Regions from separate parts of the Homo sapiens genome. Here region 2 is linked to region 1. Evidence: read pairs that join two places in POLR2A ChIA-PET (ENCODE). Cell type or tissue: HepG2. All regions are shown on one strand. Links, peaks and the distances in the headings refer to the core of each region. The heading gives the core; the rest is flanking DNA. Region 1 has its middle 17 kb from the start of TXLNB. Region 2 overlaps FILNC1 (FOXO induced long non-coding RNA 1).

The links. ChIA-PET counts read pairs that join two places held together with the same protein. Peaks named below come from ENCODE experiments on the same cell type or tissue, not always from the same donor. Only the 100,000 strongest peaks of a DNase experiment are listed, where the experiment ranks them.
Region 2: POLR2A ChIA-PET joins it to region 1 with 6 read pairs; 2 of 35 experiments call an interaction of 5 or more read pairs at or near these places.

What each region holds. Positions count from the first base shown.
Region 1 is chr6:139,307,553-139,310,478 of GRCh38, forward strand. It overlaps a transcript of TXLNB not described here. Among named protein-coding and RNA genes, the nearest start is that of TXLNB, 17 kb to the left of the region's middle. In HepG2, for the core only: no CTCF peak of the experiment used is centred there; DNase peaks (open chromatin) are centred at 1,549 and 1,919.
Region 2 is chr6:139,833,443-139,836,368 of GRCh38, forward strand. All of the region lies in intron 1 of FILNC1 (FOXO induced long non-coding RNA 1), which reads left to right. Among named protein-coding and RNA genes, the nearest start is that of FILNC1, 64 kb to the left of the region's middle. In HepG2, for the core only: no CTCF peak of the experiment used is centred there; no DNase peak of the experiment used is centred there.

The DNA of each region.
Region 1 (2,926 bases), core at 142-2,641:
TATAGTAACATATTCAGGTGAGCTTATGCCCTTTCAATTATTTTCATAAGAGAATGTAACATACTTTTCCAAATTATAGTTTTCTTGCCTATATAGAGATTTCCAGGACAACCTTATTATACCCATTCATTTTTTTCCTCTTCTATTCATTCTTGTTCAACATAGTATTGGGTATTCTTTGGATATCTAAACAAATGGCTTTTTAAAGGCAATATTGAATTTATTGTTAAATGTTGGCTTCATTATGAAAGACTAAGAAATAATTATATCATTTTATCTGTATAAATATCTTAAAAACAATTTTGCTAAATTGATTTTTATCCAGACGTGTTTTTACACAAATTTGCTCCTGATTAATTAAAACACATGGGTCTAGGGACCCAGAGTGGAAGTGGGTTGACACTTCCCAGGAGTAGTATTGACACCTGGGTTCTTCTGCATGCGAGATTTCAGAACCCAGGAATAGTATTGACACCTGGGTTCTTCTGCATGCGAGATTTCAGAACCCAAGTGATCGATGCTTCCACACGGCCACAATGGCTCTTTTAAAATGAAAGCTAAATGGACACCTACCTACTGAGAGCTCTAGATGCTATTAAACGAAGAGGCAAATAGGCAGAGTGGAAGGGCTGATGGTTGTTAAGAAACTGTTTGGAGTCACTGACTCTGGCTACCATGGGCATGTATGGTTATTGCTATATAAGAAGGACAGAGAAAAGTATGGATGGATCCTAAGCGATACAACTACCTGCCTGGTTGCAAAAAATTAATGAAGACCACTGCATCACTATATTGGAAGGACTTCCAAAGACAAACCCTGACCAGCCCAGACGCCGTCTGAAAACAAAGGCAAGATGCAGTAGGTAGTGGAAGAGGGAAGTTGTAAATACTGCACACATCATAAAATATCTTGTGAAGAGTTACAGATATGACTACTGTAGGCTTTATTTGTGTTCACTTCCTTGTTTTGCTATATATTCCAACTAATACTCCTTTTAAAAGTTTTTTGTTGTTTTCCAACCACACTATTGTGTATGGACTATGTCGTTAGTGGTTGACTTTCCAATTTTGTTCATACTTACATTACATGAAGATAGATTTATATGGTCACTAGAGGAGAAATGAGTATCACCCAGAGATCTTAGATTTGGAGCTGAATGTAGAAACTATTGAGATGCTGGGTCATTTCCCTTTGAGGGGGTGGGTAAATTTCCCACTAGGTAATGAGTCATGTTAAACAGGAATATTTATTTTAACATGCAAGTTTTTACCATAAAGGACAAGTGGCAAATATAGAAATTAGGAAACCAAAGTAGTAAAACAACAGTGAATGCTTGCCATTGTGTTGACCGCTTAGCATCCAAGTCTTCTTTCTATTTCAAACCTTGAATAAGGATAAGTCTTGGTGATGGGCAGGGTTCTGTCTACCCCTGTGAAAGGTAAAGAGGAGCATGCATTCCATTCCCTATTTGACAGCTAGGAGTAGCACATGGCCTAGCCTTGTCCAACCACACTCCCAGCTGGAACTTTGAATCTGGGCAGTTATGCAATGATGCAGGGAGCAGAGGTTATTTCCTGGGGCAGTGATGACTGTCCAGTGGGTGGAGAGTTTCCAGCAGCCCCAGAATTATGGGAAGAGGTTTCAGCAGCAAATGTTAATCAGAGTTATTTCTGAGCCAGGACTCTTCTGCTTAGATTTATATGATTCCTTACCATTTCCCAAACCTGATTTTCCATATTTCTTAGATTCAGTAGGCTAGCTATGAATTCTCTTTCTGTTTAAATATGCCCAAATCAGTTTCTCTTGTTTGCAATAAGATTTCTAAACAGTAGATCTTGCGTACACACACAAAGTACACATCACAGGCCTTTGTAGATGCATATTAAGTGTTAATTCCTTTTCTTTCTTCTTTCCTTTCCCAGTTGCATGATAGGCCTATTTGTTCTCACTAACATAAGCATAAAGGTGCTTAGCATGTGACCTTGTACAAAGAAAGTAGTCAATATTGCCTCTTGTCCAAACTACACACTTAGTAAAGCAGAATTCATCGTTAATTCCCCGAAGAGTCTCGACATGAAAATACAAAAAGGGCCAGGCACAGTGGCTCATACCTGTAATCCCAAAACTTTTGGAAGCCAAGGAGGGAGCATTGCTTGAGCCCAAGAGTTGGAGACCAGCTTGGCAACATAGTGAGACTCTGTCTCTATTTAGATAAATACATTAATTAATTAAAAAATATAAAAGGGCCCTGGAAACCCATAAATAAAATCAAACATACATGGACAACAAATTTTTGAAAAGGGCATCAAGAAGACACAATGGGGAAAGAACAGTCTCTTCAATAAATGGTGCTGGAAAAACTAGATTACCATATGCAAAAGAATGAAATTGGACTCTTGTCTTACACCACACACAAAAGTTAACTCGAAACAGATAAAGACCTAAATGGAAGACCTGAAACCATAAAGCTTCTAGACAAGAACACAGGGGAAAAGCTTCTTGACATTGGCCTTGGCAATGATATTTTGGGTATCACACCAAAAGTTCAGGTTACAAAAACAAAAATAAATAAATGGGGCTCCATCAAATGAAAACCTCTGTCCAGCAAAGGATACAATCGACAGGATGAAAGAGTAACCTACAGACTGGGAAAAAATAATTGCAAACCCCATGTCTGATGAGGGCTTAATATCCAAAATTTGTAAAGAATTCTTACAACTCAATAGCAGAAAAACAAAGGATCTGATTTATAAAAGATAGGCAATGGACCTGAGCAGATATTTCTCCACAGAAGAGTTAAAATAGCCAACAGGTGTATGAAAAGGTGTGCAACATCACTAATCATAAGGAATGACTTTATACACTCACTAAAGTGATACCTTCCAAAACAGAAGCTATCTATCCTACATACAAATGTCTTCTTCC
Region 2 (2,926 bases), core at 227-2,726, 530 kb after region 1:
TATGGGAAAGAAAGGGCTAGAGAAAACATCAAAGCTTTGTAAAATTAGACTTCAATCCAGTTTGCTGAGTGGAAGATAAAAACAGTATTATTAGGGCTCAAGAGCCCCTCAATCTAGTGGTGCCTCTGCTAAAGTGCAAACCTAAGAACAGTACATCTCCCCACCATCTGGAGGGGTGAACATCAGAGACAATGAGAAAAACTAAGAGGAACAATGGGCAGTGGCAGCAGAGGGACTTGGTGCTCTAAATCCTGAAAGAGGTTGGAGGTCATGGGTGAATTAGTGCCACAAATAAGGCAGTGATGCATGGTCTGGGCAGAGTTTATGGGAACAGGGGTATTTTGCAACAGCATGGACAGCAGCCCATGGGCAAACATAGTGCCCGTGGCATAGTGCTGCCTACGTGTGTGGCAGCATCAACACAGGTGAGCAAAGGGTCAGTCTGAGCCACGGCTTTAGAGCTGCAACCAGATGTGAGATGGTGCTCCCCTCTGCTACTCCCACTTCATCTGTCACCTCCGATCTCATTTTTCAGCCCCCAGCCTCTTTTGTAATAAGATTTTTGAAAGACACAGTATATTCTCATTGGATTGGTATAGCTTAAACACAATGCTTTCCTGGGGTAATCAACTTCTAAACCTTTCCTTTAGTACTATACTAATATTATGAGAGGGTTTTCTAAATTGGTGTGTGTGTGTGTGTGTGTGTGTGTGTGTGTGTGTGTGTGTGTGTTATTCTGTTGTTCCTTACAGTCCTGATCTAGTACATGCAGGCAAATTCTTACATGTGGTGGTACATGAATGGACAAAACCTGGACATTAGGTGGAAACTTCAGGTCATGTAGTATTTAGAGAAAATCAGCTTGAAGCCCATTCTATGCCCCCATGGAAGTCCAAAAATATCGCAATTATCCCTGCACATGTACTGGGGCTTTATCTGCCTTCGCTGGATTAGGTTGGGTGAGGGATCATCATGTTCTCTCACACGTGCTGTCTGTTTGGCATGATTTTACCAGATGTGAAATTCAGCCGCAGTTTTCTCAGAACATTCACCAACTCACAAAGAACTTTGGAAATAGTCAAGTTGGCCAATGTTTTTTTGAGAGTTTACATTCCAAGATCAAGCTATTTCAAATTGAACACTAAAAATTTCTACTCGTGTATTCATTCATTCATTCATTCACTCTTTTCTATAAAAAACATTAAATCCTTACATTGTGCCGGGCACAGCTCATGGTGCTTGGGAGTTATCAGTGAAAAAAACTGACAAACATCCCTGCTCTCATGGAGATGAAATTATAGCAGATATTTGCACCAAGCTACCATATATCCTCAGAGGTTTTCCCTGGCTGCCTCCTCTGTGACAGGCTCTAATCTCCCCAAATTTTTTCTATCTCTTCTCTTCCGTCACTTTTCAGAAATAAAAATAAAGTCCTCTCAATTTTCTCTTAATGTGATGCATTGACTTTTGAACCCAGGTTTTCAAGTTTCCTAAGTGATACCCTAACTACTGTGTTAAAATATTTTCTTTCTTTCTTTCTTTTTTTTTTTTTTTTGAGACAAGGTCTTGCTCTGTTGCTCAGGGTGGAGTGCAGTGGCGCAATCTCAGCTCACTGCAAACTCCGCCTCCCTGGTTCAAACGATTCTTCTGCCTTAGGCTCCTGAGTAACTGGGATTACAGGCGCATGCCACCATTCCTGGCTAATTTTTCTATTTTTTATAGAGAAGGGGTTTTGCCATGTTGGCCAGGCTGGTCTCAAACTCCTGACCTCAAGTGATTCACCTGCCTCGGCCTCCCAAAGTGCTGGGATTACAGGTGTGAGCCACCGTGCCTGGCCTGAAATATTTTCTTAATCAAAGACAGTTGCTTCCTTGTGAATATATCAGAAGGGAAAAAATATTTTATCATCTCTGTTAGTAGGATATAAACAGTTTAAGTTGTTAGATATTCATTAATAGGAGAAGAAATCTCTTATGGTACCCATGCATAATTTTAAATATTACTGGGAGATCAACTGCTCATCTGTAAAGTTTTCATGTTTGAGTCTCACTGCTTCCCCCAATCCAGTCAGGATGGCAGGCACACTGCATAAAAGCCCTTCCAGGGACTACAGTAGGGAAATGATTACATTTTACCATGTTCAGAATAGCAATCTGAGAGATGATGATCAGCTCACAGAGACTCTCTGTGAGTATTATCTATGAACCTCACACCAAGGCTATGTATGTGGGTCAAATACTCTCTGGTTTCATTTCATGTGTTTCATTCCGTGTGTTACCACTCAGCACCATCAGTATTCACTTCATGAATAATTTTAGCAGTTTAAAAAAATTTTCATAAATATAATGGCCTTTAAAAGGTGATCCATGAATAAGCAATCCATCTACTTTCCAATGACCCTGGTAGTTCAGCATGTGAGCCACCAGAAATTTTGGTGTTTACATCCAAGAATGACTAAATTTGTCATAGATCAGTTGGATAAATGAATGTCAAACAGCAACCCAATGTCCACACAGAGTGAGCCCTGATTAGGAAATGTATGTACCAAAATAAACGTAAGTATTGTATTTAAAAAAACACCAGAAAAATAAATGGTCTAAAAACCGTGGATATCACTTGATGGATATTTTAAAATTTAATCTTCTGTCAAAGAAATAGTTTTCCACAATACAGAAGTCTATGAGATCTGAGATGAGAAAAACAAAATGAAAATAACAAAACAATTTGCTTTTAGCACAATTCACAATTACAAAGATATGGAATCAACCGAAGTGCCCAACCAATGAATGGATAAAGAAAATGTGTGTGTGTGTGTGTGTATGTATATACACATATATGTGTATATATATAATATATGTGTGTATATATATACACATATGTGTGTGTATATATATATACCTATATGTGTGTGTGTGTGTATATACAC